2 separate regions of the Homo sapiens genome follow, and region 2 is linked to region 1. A link is an interaction called in ENCODE POLR2A ChIA-PET data of the cell type or tissue named here. Cell type or tissue: PC-9. All regions are shown on one strand. Links, peaks and the distances in the headings refer to the core of each region. The heading gives the core; the rest is flanking DNA. Region 1 has its middle 56 kb from the start of ATP2B4. Region 2 overlaps ZBED6 (zinc finger BED-type containing 6).

What was found. ChIA-PET counts read pairs that join two places held together with the same protein. Peaks named below come from ENCODE experiments on the same cell type or tissue, not always from the same donor. Only the 100,000 strongest peaks of a DNase experiment are listed, where the experiment ranks them.
Region 2: POLR2A ChIA-PET joins it to region 1 with 8 read pairs; 2 of 35 experiments call an interaction of 5 or more read pairs at or near these places.

The regions. Positions count from the first base shown.
Region 1 is chr1:203,566,454-203,575,079 of GRCh38, forward strand. No RefSeq gene overlaps it. Among named protein-coding and RNA genes, the nearest start is that of ATP2B4, 56 kb to the right of the region's middle. RefSeq lists an enhancer at 5,525-6,407. In PC-9, for the core only: no CTCF peak of the experiment used is centred there; a DNase peak (open chromatin) is centred at 3,488; H3K27ac peaks cover 1,557 bases.
Region 2 is chr1:203,847,955-203,856,580 of GRCh38, forward strand. It overlaps ZBED6 (zinc finger BED-type containing 6), which reads left to right. Exons shown (of 17, transcript NM_001395895.1): 13 at 377-453; 14 at 1,757-2,072; 15 at 2,561-2,727; 16 at 3,103-3,170; 17 at 4,187-6,170. ZC3H11A (zinc finger CCCH-type containing 11A) reads left to right here. Exons shown (of 18, transcript NM_001376342.1): 14 at 377-453; 15 at 1,757-2,072; 16 at 2,561-2,727; 17 at 3,103-3,170; 18 at 4,187-6,170. The coding sequence ends at 4,445. Among named protein-coding and RNA genes, the nearest start is that of SNRPE, 9.3 kb to the right of the region's middle. In PC-9, for the core only: no CTCF peak of the experiment used is centred there; no DNase peak of the experiment used is centred there.

The DNA.
Region 1 (8,626 bases), core at 1,450-6,449:
TCCCCTACTGAAATGGGGAAAGACATGACAAATGTTAGCTGAGCATTAGAAGAATGGTAGATCAGGAAGACGCTGTTCTACATCAACCTCATGGACAGACCAAGAGAAAATACAGCTGAGCCACTGCAAGATGGATTAAAGTTGGCTTAAGAAAGACACTCGTCCAGCTAAGAAGCAGTCCAAGGTGCAACTTATTATTCAAGGAAACACTCCAGACACCTCTTTTGAGTGGAGGAGACCATCCCTGCCAATCCCTGGGGAATGGTGTCCGATCGTTTTTGCTTTGCAACTTTCTAGGAAGCTCAGGGTAACATGGAGGCGGGGGAGCTGGGTTAGAACTTCAGGGCCTGTGTGTCCTCTGAGCATCCTGCCCTTGGGACTGCTGATCAAACTTTGGGGGTCTCCTCACCCCTCCACAGCTCTGGCACGAGTGTGGGATTAAGGGCTGTTGTGGGTTGAATAGTGTCTCCCCCAAATTTATATCCAACTGGCACCTCAGGCTGTGACTTTATTTGGAAATAAGGTTGCTGCAGGTATAAGTAAGTCTCTCAAGAATAAATCATCCTGGCCGGGCACAGTGGCTCACGTCTGTAATCCCAGCACTTTAGGAGGCCAAGGAGGGCAGATCACCTGAGGTCAGGAGTTTGAGACCAGCCTGTCCAACATGGCGAAACCCTGTCTCTATGAAAACCACAAAAATTAGCCGGGCGTGGTGGCGGGTGACTGTAATCCCGGCTACCCAGGAGGCTGAGGCAGGAGAATCACTGGAACCCGGGAGGCGGATGTTACAGTGAGCGGAGATCACACCACTGCACTCCAGCCTGGGGGACAGAGCAAGACTCCGTTTCAGAAAAAAAAAAAAGAATAAATCATCCTGGATTTAGGGTGGGCATGAAATCCAACAACTGGTGTTTTTTTGTTTTTGTTTTTTTTGTGTTTTTTTTTTTAATAGAGTCTTGCTCTGTTGCCCAGGCTGGAGTGCAGTGGAGCAATCTCGGCTCACTGCAATCTCTGCCTCCCCGGTTTAAGCGACTCTCCTGCCTCAGCCTCCTGAGTAGCTGGGATCACAGGTGTGCACCACCACGCCCAGCTAATTTTTGTATTTTTAGTAGAGAGGGGGTTTTGCCATATTGGCCAGGCTGGTCTCCAACTCCTGACCTCAAGTGGTCCACCCACCTCGGCCTCCCAAACTGCTGGGATTACAGGCGTGAGCCACCGCACCCAGCTGAACCACTGGTGTTCTTATAAAAAGAAGAGAAGACACATGGAGGAGAAAGCCATGTGAAGACAGAGGCTGGAATTGGAGTGACACATCTGTAATCCGAGGAATGCCACAGATGGCAGGTGGCAGCCAGAAGCTCGGAGAGCAGCATGGAACTGACTCTGCCTTAGAGCTTCCAGAAGGAGCCAACCCTGCCAACACTTTGATTCCTGACTTCTGCTCTCCAGAACTGTGAGACAATACATTTCTGTTATTTTTTTATTTTTATTTTTTTGACACAGAGTCTTGCTCTGTCTCCCAGGCTGGAGTGCAGTGGCACTCTCTCGGCTCACTGCAACTTCTGCCTCCCAGGTTCAAGTGATTCTCCTGCCTCAGCCTCCCGAGTAGCTGGGACTACAGGCACGTGCCACCATGCCCGGCTAATTTTTTGTATTTTTAGTAGAGACAGGGTTTCACCTTGTTAGCCGGGATGGTCTCAATCTCCTGACCTTGTGATCCGCCTGCCTTGGCCTCCCAAAGTGCTGGGATTACAGGCGTGAGCCACTGCACCTGGCCACATTTTGTTACTTTAAGCCCCATGTTTCTGGTAAATTATTACGCCAACTTTAAGAAACTAATATAAGGGAGTTGGGCAAAGGGGCTGCAGAGAGACCCAGTCTTCTTGGTTGCAGAGAACCCTAACCATATCACCTAGTTCAGTGACCCGAGTGTTACTGTCTCCAGCGCTGCCCAGGAGAGCATCTTCAGAAGTCAGAGAGTCTATCAATGTCACCCCCCCCCCAAGTTTCTTCTCCCGCATGCCCACTTCAGGCACACACAAACCCCACTTGAGGCTGGGTTTGGTGGCTCACGCCTGTAATCCCAGCACTTTGGGAGGCTGAGGCAGGTGGATCACCCGAAGTCAGGAGTTCAAGACCAGCCTGGCCAACATGCTGTCTCTACTAAAGACACAAAAATTAGCCATGTGTAGTGGTGGATGCCTGTATTCCTAGCTACTCGGAAGGCTGAGGCAGGAGAATCACTTGAACCTGGGAGGTGGAGGTTGCAGTGAGCTGAGGTCACGCTGTTGCACTCCAGCCTGGACGACAGAGAGAGACTCCGTCTCAAAACAGAAACAAAAACAAGGAACCCCACTTGAACTGCCACTCAGTGGGGACTTCAGTCAGGCCAAGCCCGGGGACTGCCCACCTCCCCTTTGTGACACCACATCTGCTCAGCTCACATCTTCTGGTCTCAGTTTCCCTGGTACCTTCCCCAGGCTGCCTCCTCAGAGGCTCAGTCAAACAGATGAAGCCCAGACAGGGACCATCCTCTATGGACTCCTCCACTGCCTCACTTCTCAACCATGGCTACCAGTCACAGAAAACACCCATTGGCCTCTCTAGCCTGGGGGAAGCAGAGAATGGCTAGGTGCAAGGCTTAGAGAGGTCAAACCAGTGGAAACCAAGATCCCAGCCCTCAAGACAGGGACCTCAGGGAAACCCCCAGTCATGGCACCCATATAGAGAAGACACTCTTTTACCTATTTGCTTTTTCTTTTCCTTTTGGCTGAGTAGACATTCCAGTAGAGAAGGCATTGTTTTACCCATTGTCCTCATTTCCCACCGTCAAGGCATCTGGGAAATAATCCCTCCTTTAAAGGGGGTGGATGTGCCTATGTGATGTTCGGGAAGAACATTCAAGAGTAGACAAATGGCCAAATGCCAGGGCCTTTCTAAAGGCCACCTACGTGATGCACTACCACTTAGGAACAAGCCGGGGTCTCCTGAGTCATTCTCCCTTCCCCATACGCTCTTCCCCTTGGTTGGACAGTTTGCCCCCCTCATAATCAGTTCTTAGCCATTTATTGGGGCATCTTGTACTTATTTCATTCTCAAAGCTGCTTGACTTCTCCCTAGAGCTGGGGCCTGCAGGGCAGCGGGGAACAGCCCTTGAGACTCATTCTTCTCCTTCCTGCAGAAGAACGGGTGGACTCCCAGCTCTGTCGTCTGCCAGGGGAGCTCAGAGCCAGAGGAGTGGGTGGGCACTGTCCTCTCTTCCTGGGCATGGGCTGGGTGTGGGGATGTGGAGTCTAACGGAGGGCCTATTCTCCATGTATTGCTGCTGAGGCAGCTGAAGGTGGAGAAAACTCCAGGGGAGGAAGAGGTGGGGCAATGACCATGTTGGAGAAGAGCTTTGAGAGACTGAGCAGATAAATGGACTCAAGATAAATGGACTCTCTCTCCCGAGTCACCATGCATCAGGGCAGCTGATGGGGAGGAGGCAGAGTGACCATACCCTGGAATCTTTGATTTCCTGTGGGTGGAAAGGCAAGTCGAGCTTGACAAACTCGTCCTGGGAGGTATGGAGCACGCAGGCATAGGGGGACGGGAAGGGCCACACTCAGGAAGCTAGGGGGCCATGGTCCTGGCAACCATCTGTTTCACTGCAAATTTTCTGCTTCATGGTCCCTCACCACACCCCCAAGTGTCTGTCAGACTGTATGTCCCAAGCTTACTGCAGGAATGTGGCCACCGAAGCGTGGCTGTCTTCCTCCCACCCACAGCTGGTCAGAGCCTGAGCGAGACTAGAACTCTGGCCTCTTCACTCCCAGCCCAGCACCCCTTCCTCCACTGACTCATCCAGGAGACTGTGAACACAGGGGCCCCACAGCCTCTCAGCTCTCTTCTCCTGCCTGTCTCCTGCTCCCTAAATACATTCAACACCCAGACAGGGAATGGCTGCTCCAAGAGCCCCCCAAGGTCCCCTTCCCTGGTGTCTGAGTTGTGCCAAGGGCAGGCTGCATGGCCACCACTAAAGTTCCGTTGCAGGACTGGGGTAGCATTAGGGTTGTTTGGTTTTAAAAATGTATGCAAAAATGTCTTCAGAACCTCCATATTCTCAGGTAAAAGAATTCCAGTGCCCAAGATAAGAGGGACCAGGGAAGGGGATGGGTCTAATTAGATCCAGAGGCCTATGCTTTAGAAAAGGGCCAGGGGGCTGTCGAGAATTGCTGGGCATAGGGCTGGGCACAGTGGCTCACGCCTGTAGTCCCAGCACTTTGGGAGGCCGAGGTGCGCAGATCGCTTGAGTCCAGGAGTTTGAGACCAGCCTGGCCAACATGGCGAAACCCTGTCTCTACCAGAAAAAGAAGAAAAAATGCAAAAATTAGCTGGGCATGATGATGCATGCCTGTGGTCCCAGCTACCAGAGAGGCTGAGGTGGGGACATTACTTGAGCCTTGGAAGTCTAAGCTGCAGTGAGCCAAGATCTCACCACTGCACTCCAGCCTGTGTGACAGAGCGTGACCCTGTCCCAAGGAAAAAAAAAAAAGGAATTGATGGGCATAAGGCCAGGCACGTGGTGCTCATGCCTGTAATCCCAGCACTTTGGATGATTGAGGTGGGTGGATTGCTTGAGCTCAGGAGTTCAAGATCAGCTTGGGCAACATGGTGAAACTCTGTCTCTAAAAAAAAAAAAAAAAAAAAAAAATTCGCCAGGCTAATGTGGTGGTGCATGCCTGTGGTCCCAGCCACTTAGGGGACTGAGGCAGGAGGATTGCTTGAATTGGGGAGGTCGAGGCTGCAATGAGCCGAGATCGTGCCACTGCACTCCAGCCTGGGTGACAACGTGAGACCCTTTTTCAAAAGGAAAAAAGAATTGCTGGGCATGGGTCTTACTGGAGCTCTGGGGTGCTGCCTCTAGGGCAGGTGGTCTGAGCACGTTCACTTGGGAGGTGAACTTGCAGTAGGGGAGACAGTCTCACTAATTAGTAATAAACATCTTTATTTCTTTTCTTTCTTTCTTTCTTTTTTTTTTTTTTTTTTGGTGACAGAGTCTCTCACTGTTGCCCAGGCTGGAGTGCAATCGTGCGATATTGGCTTACTGCAACCTCTGCCTCCCCGGTTCACGCGATTCTCCTGCCTCAGCCTCTCTAGCAGCTGGGATTACAGGTGCACACCACCACGCCCAGCTACTATGTGTATTTTTAGTAGAGACGGGATTTCACTATGTTGGCCAGGCTGGTCTTGAACCCCTGACCTCATGATCTGCCCGCCTCAGCTTCCTAAAGTACTGGGATTACAGGAGTGAGCCACCATGCCTGGCCCAACGTCTTTATTCCTTAATGAACAGTCTCCGTCATCCACCTCCGACTTAGTTCAGTCTCCTGCTTTCTAGGAATGGAGCTGTCCCAAGGTTTCGTGGCTGGTGAGGGGAGGAGAGACACCCACTCCTTGCTTCCTTACCAGTCACGTCACTCTAAGGTAGAGAACCTGGGAGCGTGGGATTCTGGTTTTCCTTGGGTTAGTTTGGGGAAGGTGAGTCCTTAAAGCTGCCGGGATAACAAAATAAGGGAGTGGAAGGTAGAGGAGACAAGTCAGCTTGATAAGAAAGAGAATAAGAGGCGTCAGAATCCTCTAGAAGGCAGATCTCTTGCTTCCCTTATCCGAGGGGCACCTCTGCGCCTTCCTTGCTGCTGAGTTCCTTCTCCATTCCTGTGGGCCAGGGACAGGAATGCTGAGAATGGTTCAACATTTTATCCTGAGCTATTTTGAGGGAAAAAAGAGGGGGGACAGAGCTGAGTGGTGGAGCCCAATCACTCCCTTCTCTCTGGTTCCCACCATCCCCTCCCCCACCCATGTTTTCGAGTTGCCAAGGAAACCGCACAGCCTATCTGCATCTTCTGTTTTGTTCCTGTCAAAACCATGAAACTTTCTAAGGCCAAATCAGTGGGAGCTCTGTCAGAGTTGGTCAGCAAGGAGAGGCCGCTCCAGCGTGAAGCCTCCTGCACGGATGCCCTCCCACACAGCTGTGCATGCACACACGCACACGCGTGCACACACAAGCACACACCACCCCCACACACCCGCACCTCCAATCAGCCAGCCCAACCACCGGGAGGAGAGAAAAATGGAAAACAAATAGGGAAAAAAATCCACCCTGCCCACCCCACAGAGCCACACACCCACACTACTTCCATCCCCCTCTCCTCTGAGTCTTGCAGGGCTGGAGAAGTTTGGCACCCCAGGCAGCTCACCCACTCCAACAGCACCCTGCCACCTCCGGCGTGGTGGCTCCAGAGACAGCGTGCCAGTCAGGCTACCCTAGGAGGTGAGTCCTGGGAGCAGGAGGAGGCAGCAAGCAGAGAAAGGGATATGGAGGAATAGCCCCGTAGTTCCAGGCAGCAGTCACAGAGTGATGTGTGACCTTGCAAAGGTCACCTAAATACACTGCTCAATGTCACTGAGACACAAGCTGCTACATCGAGTAGTGAGTCCTCCATCACTGGAGGTATTCAAGCAGGTGCTGAATGCCCATCTTTACAGGAGGCTCCTATAAAGAAGACTCCTACTTCAAGTGGGAGCTTAGGCCAAATAATCCCTGAGGTTCTGTTGGCAGGAAGATTCCAGAATCCATGGTTTAGAGCCTTTGTGTGCCACAGGACCACTTAGCACATGATGGCCTAGGGGCTGAGGGCAGGGGGTCACCCCTTCCTCCATACACAAGCATTCACCTATGCAGCTGACCTTCCCACTTATCAGCCAGGAGCCTAGCCATTGCTTTTCCTGGAAGGCTTACGTGGGTTCAAGAGTAGATGCCTAAGGAAAACCCAGCAGGGCCAGGCTTGGTGGTGCACACCTGCAATCTCAGCACTTTGGGTGGCTGAGGTGGGAGGATTGCTTGAGCCCAGGAGTTTGAGACCAGCCTGGGCAACATAGTGAAGCCCTGTCTCTACAAAAATTGTAAAATGTAGCTAGGTGTGGTGATGCGTGCCTATAGTCCTAGCTACTTGGGAGGCTGAGGTGAAAGGATCACTTCAACCCGGAAGGTTGAGGCTGCAATGAGCCGTAATTGTGCCACTGCACTCCAGTCTGGGTGACAGAGCAAGACCCTGCCTCGAACAAACAAACAAAAAAACCAAGGGAGGATTTCTGGGCATGAGAATTAGAGAGGCTAGCGCAACCAGCTTCGGGTGAGGCCCTGTCCAGAAAGCCGATTTCTGCCTGAAATAAAGACAGGATCGTGTTTTGAGAACCAGCTAAGAAAGTGGCCTTATTTTCTCAAAGATGAGGAACTGAGAGAGGTGGTCTCGCTGGCCAGGGGAGAAAGGGGTTGTCATCAGGAGAAGAAGGCAAAGTAGAGGCAATAATGTAAGCTCCTTAGGATCAGGGAGAGTGCTGGGTCCTAGAATCCAGACCCCTGGGAACTATTGCCCCACCTGTGCTCTGCACAATGGTGCCCACGGAAGGGGTGAACTGGGGCTGAAATCCAGCCAACCAGTGCCTCCTGTAGGACAGAGGCTGCCTGGAGGAGGGTCACCATCAGTTCTTTTTCCTGATCCTCTCCCTCCTACCACCCCACCCTCCGGTAGGCCCCAGTGTGTGTTGTTCCCCTCGACGTGTCCATGCGTTCTCTCATTTAGCTCCCACTTATAAGGGAGAACATGCAGTATTTTGTTTTCTGCTCCTGCGTTAGTTGGAGGCTCCTTTTTCTAAATCTCACCCAGGGTCAGTAGCGGCCCTGCTCACACCCATCGCACTGATCTTCCCATAGGAAGATCATCATCAGTACCCTATGATCTTCCTAAGGTACTAGCCTTACTGAGACCCTCCCTACTTAAACTCTTCAGTGGTTGCCCGTTTATCCTAATGGGAAAAAGGCAAATTTCTTAGCCTGGTTGACAGGGCCCTTTATCTTGTACCTCTCCCTGCCCATCTCCATCTTCCCAGTCTTTTTTTTTTTTTTTTTGAGACGGAGTTTCACTCTTTTTGCCCAGGCTGGAGTCCATTGGTGCGATCTCAGCTCACCAATGCACTCCTCTGCCTCCCAGGTCCAAGCAATTCTCTCGCCTCAGTCTCCCGAGTAGCTGGGATTACAGGTGCCCACCATCATGCCCAGCTAATTTTTTGTATTTTTAGTAGAGACGGGGTTTCACCATGTTGGCCAGGCTGGTCTTGAACTACTGACCTCAGGTGATCCGCCTGCCTTGGCCTCCCAAAGTGTTAGGATTACAGGGGTGGGCCACCACACCCGGCCCCCAAGTCTTTTTAACATTTTCCAGTGCTCCAGCCACATCACCCTACCTACCTTCCCCCAAATTCTGTATTCTACACTGCCCAGCTTCCTCAAGGTTCTTTCCAGCCTAGATCAGACAAGGAACTCAGTTGTGAACAACAGAAACCATCTCTCACTAACCAGCAGACAAAGAATAGTCTGGGCCAGGCTCAGTGGCTCACGCCTGTAATCCCAACACTTTGGGAGGCTAAGGCGGTGGATCACCTGAGGTCAGGAGTTCAAGACCAGCCTGGCCAACATGGTGAAACCCCGTCTCTACTAAAAATACAAAAATTAGCTGGGCATGGTGGCGGGTGCCTGTGATCTCAGCTACTCAGAAGGCTGAGGCAGGAGAATTGCTTGAACCCA
Region 2 (8,626 bases), core at 2,416-7,415, 280 kb after region 1:
AAGTGATTCTCCTGCCTCAGCCTCCCAAGTAGCTGGGGCTACAGACATGTGCCACCACACCCCGCTAATTTTTGTATTTTTAATAGAGATGGGGTTTCAGCATGTTGGCCAGGCTGGTCTCAAACTCCTCACCTCAAGTGTGATCTGCTTGCTTCAGTCTCCCAAAGTGCTGGGGTTACAGGTGTGAGCCACCATGCCCGGCCAACCTTTGCTATTTTAATGTGTATTTTGAGACTTTAGGAGCACAGATGGGCTTTATCTGTAATTTTATTTGTCCTGTCTTACTACTTTCATTAAATAAAGTTTTGTTTAACATATCTATCATGAAGTTGCAGCTTAAATAAAATAACTAATGATGTCTTTAATGTGAATACAGGGATGAAAGAAGAGAAGAACCTTCAGGAAGGAAATGAAGTTGATTCTCAGAGCAGTATTAGAACAGAAGCTAAAGAGGTAAATTTAAGATTATTGTATGGTTTTGTTCATGGCAAACAAAGGCTAGATAATTGGTAGTTTTACCTTACAATAAATTTCTAAGTACTTCATTCATATATTAGGTAAACAGTCTTTCTTTTTACTTATAATTTCTTATGAGAATTTCCTGTAGTTCTATGTATATCAGTATTCGCTGCCCTTTTAAAGTTTTTTGTTTGCCGGGCGCGGTGGCTCACGCCTGTAATCCCAGCACTTTGGGAGGCTGAGGCGGGCGGATCACGAGGTCAGGAGATTGAGACCGTCCTGGCTAACACGGTGAAACCCCGTCTCTACTAAAAATACAAAAAATAAAGTTTTTTGTTTAATTGGCCATTACTTTTTTTTAACTGAGTTTTTTCTAATGCTATGCATCATACAAAAGTTGGAAATTTTATTTTTTTTAAAACTGAACAAACCCTAAAAATATACAGCTCAGATGTAACCATCATTATCTTTTCCATGGATTTCTTCGAGCTTTTTCAGTCTTGCTCTGTTGCCCAGGCTGGAGTGCAGTGGCATGATCTCGGTTCACTGCAACCTTTGCCTCCTGGGTTCAAGCGATTCTTGTGCCTCAGCCTCCCATGTAGCTGGGATCAAAGGCATGCACCACCAAGCCTGACTAATTTTTGTATTTTTAGTAGAGACAGAGTTTCTCCATGTTGTCCAGAGTGGTCTCGAACTTCTGGCTTCAAGTGATCTGCCTGCCTTGGCCTCCCAACGTGTTGGGATTACATGTGTGAGCCACCACACTTGGCCTTCTTCGACCTTTTTGTTTATATATGCATGCATGTGAATTTGTTTAATGTTAAACCCATGTTTAGAACATAATGGAGAACTCTACAGTGTATCATTTTACAGCCTGCTTTAACTTTACCATGTTAATAATTCTTCAAGAAGTTTGTTTTTACTGACCACATGATTCTCCATTATACAAATACAGTCTTTTTCTGGACATTCAGATTTTGTTTTACACAATTTAAAGTAATATATTTGTACATAAATCTTTGTGCAGGTATTTGATTATTTAGGAATCATTAGTATTTGACTTAGAGTCATGGTTGTCTAGCCTGTGGAATCTGGGTTTTTTATTATTCCATACATCTGTAATTCTAATCTTTCATCTTTAACAGGGTATTGTCTATTTAACATCAAATAAAGAGCTTTTCTCTCAGATTCTGGATCATGTGAGATTCTGCTTAACTTAGATGTTAGCCTGGTACTTACATCATACAGGTTATTAGAGGTACCAGATTTTAATTCTGTCATTCAAATTTATCCACAGGCTTCAGGTGAGACCACAGGAGTTGACATCACTAAAATTCAAGTCAAGAGATGTGAGACCATGAGAGAGAAGCACATGCAGAAACAGCAGGAGAGGGAAAAATCAGTCTTGACACCTCTTCGGGGAGATGTAGCCTCTTGCAATACCCAAGTGGCAGAGAAACCAGTGCTCACTGCTGTGCCAGGAATCACACGGCACCTGACCAAGCGGCTTCCCACAAAGTCATCCCAGAAGGTGGAGGTAGAAACCTCAGGGATTGGAGACTCATTATTGAATGTGAAATGTGCAGCACAGACCTTGGAAAAAAGGGGTAAAGGCAAGTATTTCTATACTGTGTATTGCTTTAGGTTATCAAAATTACCAAATTCAACCCAATTGTTGCCAGTAACTTCCTGGCAACAATTGGGTTGAATTTCATTTGCCTTCTATCCACAGGTAGATAGTAATATTTCTGATATTTTTATACAGAGGCAAAACGAGATGAATTCTTTTCTCAGAATTTAAAATTGCTATTTAAAAAGCTTTGTGTAAAACTTTCTATGGTGCATCTTTCCTCTGGTATTGAATAAAAACAAGGAATAGAGGAATGGTAACAAATTTAAGTGGTATTGTATCTACATGGTGACCACCTGTAGTGACCACCATGTGACCACAAATTGCCTTTGAATCGTTTTCAGTCTCTTTTTAAATGAATTATTTGTGGTATTTCTAGTACTGAAGGAGTTTTGATATTTTATTCTGAATTATTCCCCATTTAAAAGAGTCTATTCTCACTGCTTATCAGATATTTTCTGCCCTTTGTAGCTAAACCCAAAGTGAACGTGAAGCCATCTGTGGTTAAAGTTGTGTCATCCCCCAAATTGGCCCCAAAACGTAAGGCAGTGGAGATGCACGCTGCTGTCATTGCCGCTGTGAAGCCACTCAGCTCCAGCAGTGTCCTACAGGAACCCCCAGCCAAAAAGGCAGCTGTGGTAAGAAGTATATTCACTTTGTGGTGCTTTATTCTGTGTGGTAGGAAAGCAGGAAAGACTAACTCTCCACTAGCATTCTATCTTGAGTATATCACTTCCTGGCATTTCCTAGCATTTTAGTAATTTGGGTTACTACTGTATTTTATACTTACAGTTTGATATTTGTGAAGTAGCAGGACAGGATTTTTTAAAAGCTAATTTTTAGGTGGCAAGATATTTTGCTTATTTATATACTCAACCTTTAGATTATCGATTCTTAGATTCACAGGCTTAAAGAATCATAGCCACAATTCTAAGAAGGCAGCAAAAGAAAATGAATATGCTCAAATTAAAAAGCCTGACTCTCACTGAATTACCTGACTCTTCCTTTTGTAGGCTGTTGTCCCGCTTGTCTCTGAGGACAAATCAGTCACTGTGCCTGAAGCAGAAAATCCTAGAGACAGGTAATACTTTGTAATTCTTTCTAAACAAACTCCAGGCCCCTGTTACTGTTTAGGCTCTCTAGAGAATAACACTGATAAATAACTTTAGCAACATTCAAATAAATCTGTTGCACTTCAAATTAATTGCAAGAAAGTATGAAAATCTAGGGTTGCTGTTCTTCTTTGGTGCCATTGTTTACATTTTGCTATATTACCTAAAAGATGTTTTTTTGTTTTTTTGTTTGAGGCAGCGTCTCACTGTGTCACCCAGACTGGAGTGCAGTGGCACAATCTCTGCTCACTGCAACCTCCACTTCCCGGGTTCAAGCAATTCTCCTGCCTCAGCTTCCCAAGTAGCTGGGATTACAGGTGCCTGCCACAAGGCCTAGCTAATTTTTGTATTTTTAGTAGTGACAGGGTTTTGCCACATTGTCCAGGGTGGTCTCAAACTCCTGACGTCAAGTGATCCACCTTCCTCGTCTTCCCAAAGTGCTGGGATTACAGGCATGAGCTACCATGCCCGGCCCCTGAAAGATGTCTTTAACACCTACTTTGAGTTATAAAAATGCTTGGTGCTGGCCAGGCAAGGCGGCTTATGCCTGTAATCCCAACATTTTGGGAGACTGGGGCTGGAGAATCACTTGAGCTCAGGAGTTCAAGACCAGCCTGGACAACATAGTGAGGTCTTGTCTCTAATAAAAATCAAAGAAATAAAAAAAAAATCACATGGTGACACACACCTGTAGACCCAGCTACTTGGGAGGCGGAGGCAAAATGATCGCTTGAGCCCAGGAGGTCGAGGCTGCAGTGAGCCATGATTGTACCACTACACTCCAGCCTGGGTGACAAAGGGAGACTCTGCCTCAAAAAAAAAAAAAAAAAAAAAAAAAAAGCTTGATCCCAAATCAGTAAAAGAATTATTTCTTTATGTATGTTCTTAAAAACAAATTTTTGCTCACTTTGTGTCCGTGAGACTAGGTGATTCAGCCAACTATTTTTAAAACGGCAGTTTTCTAATAATCTTTTTTTTCTTACAGTCTTGTGCTGCCTCCAACCCAGTCCTCTTCAGATTCCTCACCCCCGGAGGTGTCTGGCCCTTCCTCATCCCAAATGAGCATGAAAACTCGCCGACTCAGCTCTGCCTCAACAGGAAAGCCCCCACTCTCTGTGGAGGATGATTTTGAGAAACTAATATGGGAGATTTCAGGAGGCAAATTGGAAGCTGAGATTGACCTGGATCCTGGGAAAGATGAAGATGACCTTCTGCTTGAGCTATCAGAAATGATTGATAGCTGAAGGTGGTAGTGAGGACACTTTAAAAAAAAAATCGCCAAAAAACTGGACTTAGTTTCATCTATTGTAACATTTACCTGAGATGATCATTTCTTTAGTCTAGAATTTGCCCCAAATCAGAAGTATACCTCTGAATTATCTGTATGTGTCCTGGATTCCTTGGGGTCAGATTTTTAAAGTTACTTTATAACCATTTTGTCCATTTGATGCCATTGTTTATCATCTTTTGAGAAAAAAGTTCTGTCATACCCTTCTCTCCACAAAAAAGAGACTGAGAGGGAGATCAAGTGAAAGGGTGCAAGCGAACTTAGTGACTCCTTGAGGTGTTTGTCAGTTTTGGCTTTTTTCTTCTTTGTTGTATTCTTTATGTATTGTCTTGATGTACTTAATATTACCTGAGTTTGAAATGGATGAAGACAGCTGCTACCATTAAGGACCAAATTTTATGCTACCACTAAACAAAAATACCCACTCAGTCTGTGTTAAATTGTATGTCTTTTTAAAGGTATTTAAAGATTCAACTAAGCTTTAAAGAGGGCTGAGCAGCTCAGGAAGCCTGTAATGTGGGCATAACTCTTTGGACCTGATCTTGATGCTTCTGCTGCTCTGTTAGCCTCTGAAGAGCAATATCTAATTTATTATTACTGTAATTTTTTAAAAGGCTTTAAAGTGCCTCAGGGGTCCCCTGAAACTAATTTTCTATTTCTGGGATTCCCTGGATTCATTATATGAGATGGTGACATGATTAGAGGAATTCTTTTTTAGTATGAAAATTGTCCTTTTTCTTCTTCAGTACTTGCCTCCTTGCTGGCATTGAATTAACACAGGGACAAAATTTGGTTAATTTTTTATTTCTAACTCTCCCAACAAACCCCTGTTGCCCAGTATTTGTTTGGTGGCCTTTAACCACCTGAGGGAAAAAATGAGCTTATTCAAGCTGCCAATATTTATCTATGGGCTGTAGCAGTACACTGAATTGTACTGTGCCAGGGATATTGAGATGCTCTGGGGGTGTATTGTATACCTGCCAGTTTTCTTCATTTCTGAATTGAGTTTTCTTTTCTTGATGTTGGTTTCCTTCATATCACCTCAAGGTTTAGATTTGTGAAGGAATAAGCATGATGGAAATAATAGTCTTGAAAGGAGATATGTTGTATATAATCAGGAGGAAGAGGAAGGAAGGACTTACCCATTTTGATATTTTGCTGTAGGTGGCCAGTTTTGTTTCTCATAGGGAAATCTGACCCACCTGTCATGTTGGCTCCTAAGGAACTGCTGTTGTAAGCGGCTCATCAAGAGTTGAACTTCACGTAGCCTTGTTGGGAATATGGAAAAGGAAGAAAGCCACAGGACTGCCCATTCAGTCTTGGGAAGATTGGGATGATTCTGCACAAGCAAAAATGACTGAAGTTTATGTATAGACACACCTCTACCAATCCATCTTCAGCTGACTGAATGTTGTATGATAGCCCTTCTCCAAAGCAGAGGTAGAATGTTCAGGTTTCACCATGGATTTTCTACTTATTTCGTTTTTGGAATCAGCTTACAGATTCCAGGTCCCTTTTGTATATATTCTTTATTCTTTTGCTTTTTTAAAAAATAATTTTGTTTCATATTTAAAGCACTTGTATTAGTCAATGTTTCGTGTTCCGCATTATTTGAACCATTTGCCCTTACAGAAAGAGAAATACTTGTTTGTGTTTTAAATAAAACTGATGTAGGAAAGTCTTGATGTTGTGAGCTAAGTAATCTTACATCATCATATCAGCCTGGGATCCATCTTGACAAGAGACCCCAGACAGAATGCTATTGGCCTTTCGTGTAAGTGCCCGAATTTCAGTTATTATTTGGCTTAGAAACCTTTCATCTGGATATATTGCCAAATTTACAAGTGTGCTCAATTTTAGCTGCATATGCTTTAGGTAAGAATTTATATTATTATAATGTGAGGATTTTTTTTCTGACACGGATACTTACTCCTTAGTGTTGTAACTCAAGCAATGCCATTAAGTTTTTAAAAGGAGGGAGGGTTTAAAAGTGATCTTAGGGAGTCTCTCTGGGCCTACTCTGGCTCAAGAGGCTGATAAAAAATAAATAAATGAATAAACTTGATCTTTAGAGTCAACGATTTAGAATTTTCAAGCATGAAGGTGCAGCAGATAAGAAATTTAATTTATAGAAGTCCAGGTTTCTTAATATGTGTGCCAATTTTTAAAATTGTAGGAAAGTATATGTTTGTTAGCTACCAAAGAACATAGATTTTTCCTATTAGTCTAAAAGTCGTCCCAACAAGTTGAATCAACTTTTCACAAAAAGCAAAAGACTATAGTTTTGAATGATAGTTTTTCATTTTAACAGTAAGAAAAGGGCCCAAATATTCCAGTTTGGTTATAGCCAGAAATAAGATAGTTTTATGTTTCATATATTTTATCTCAAGATAATAATTCCTAAAGTTCTAGCCTTAACCCTAAATCTCAGTGGTTCTTCTTTAAAGCTAGAACATAGTGTGTTTTCATCTTGATCAGTATTTGAAAGATGAGACTGATGTTTACTAATTACAATTGCAGTAACAAAGCTTGATCTATTAATATATTGATCAGAGTTCCATGATCCTTTTCTAAAATGGTGGCTTTATTTTGCCAGAATAATTCTGCAGGGTGTTTTTTTTAAGACAGAGTCTCACTCTGTTGCCCAGGATAGAATGCAGAGTGGCACAATCTTGGCTCACTGCAACTCTTGCCTCCCAGTTTCAAGCGATTCTCCTGCCTCAGCCTCCTCAGTAGTTGGGATTACAGGGGTGCACCACCACACCTGGCTAATTTTTATATTTTTAGTAGAGACAGGATTTCACCATGTTGGCCAGGCTGGTCTGGAACCCCTGACCTCAAGTGATAGGCCTTCCTCGGCCTTCCAAAGTGCTGGGATTACAGGTTGTGAGCCACCACGCCCAGCCAACAGTTCTGCAGTTCTGTAAAGTATTTGATTGCTTTGAATTTGGCTGTAGCACAGGAAATACATGGTCTCCAGTTGTAACTGCTTAATAGGTAAAACTTAAATTAGCTAACATTTATTGAGTACTTATTGTGTATCTTTAATTCACGTCCTCATTTTGACACTAAATTATACAGTACATTAAAGATGACTATTCCCGCACTGAAGTTTCAGGGTCAGTATGTTTATATATTATGTGCCATTGGGTTTGATTAGTAGATCTTTTCAAGAGTGTTTTTTAAAATCATGACTTTATGAAGCTGCTCAGTAACTCTGAAAATTCCTACAACCCAGACATTTAACTGCATTAATAATTAAGACTCCAAACCGCAATTTATTTTGAATTTGCAAAAAGATATTAGTTAAGGGGCATGAACACAATTAAAATCCTTGACCATTCTCTTAAGTTTGTTCAATAAAGTGGGCAAAAAATAAGTAATGACCGTAAATAAGAACAGCAATCAAGAATTTAGTTTTACATTTAAAAAAAGTAATTTTGGCTGGGCACGGTGGCTCACGCCTGTAATCCCAGCACTTTGGGAGGCCGAGGTGGGTGGATCATCTGAGGTCAGAAGTTTGAGACCAGCCTGGCCAACATGGCAAAACCCCATCTTTACTGAAAGTACAAAAAAATTAGCCAGGCGGGGTGGCATGCACCTATAATCCCAGCTACTTGGGAGGCTGAGGCAGGAGAATTGTGTGAACCTGGAAGGCGGAGGTTACAGTGAGCCGAGATCAATCACCACTGCACTCCAGCCTGAGCAACAGGGCAAGACTCCATCTCAAAAAAATTTTTTTTGGATTTATATTTACTGAGAGGGTCTGTTACTAAGGTATTTAGATTTGGTTGGATTTAACTGCTAAAATGTTGTAGAGTCTGAATCTATGGCATGGTAAAGAATAATCACAGCCATTCAGCAAGTTGTGAAGCTTCTGGTTGGGATGAAAGAAACTTCAAGCTGAGAGGAAGAATGTTCTGAAATATTTGGGAGGTTTGGCAGACTCCTTTCTCAGGGGTATGTTCATTTGGGCCAGTGATTCTGAAGCCCACTTTGCAGATATCTTAGGTGTGTCATGAAGTTTTACAAGAACATTGTGAGTAGTTGCAATAACAAAAGGAAACAAATGTTTCATATTACTTTCCATTATCCGTGTCTCAGGTATTCTTCCAGAGATACTTTAGCCATGTGTAA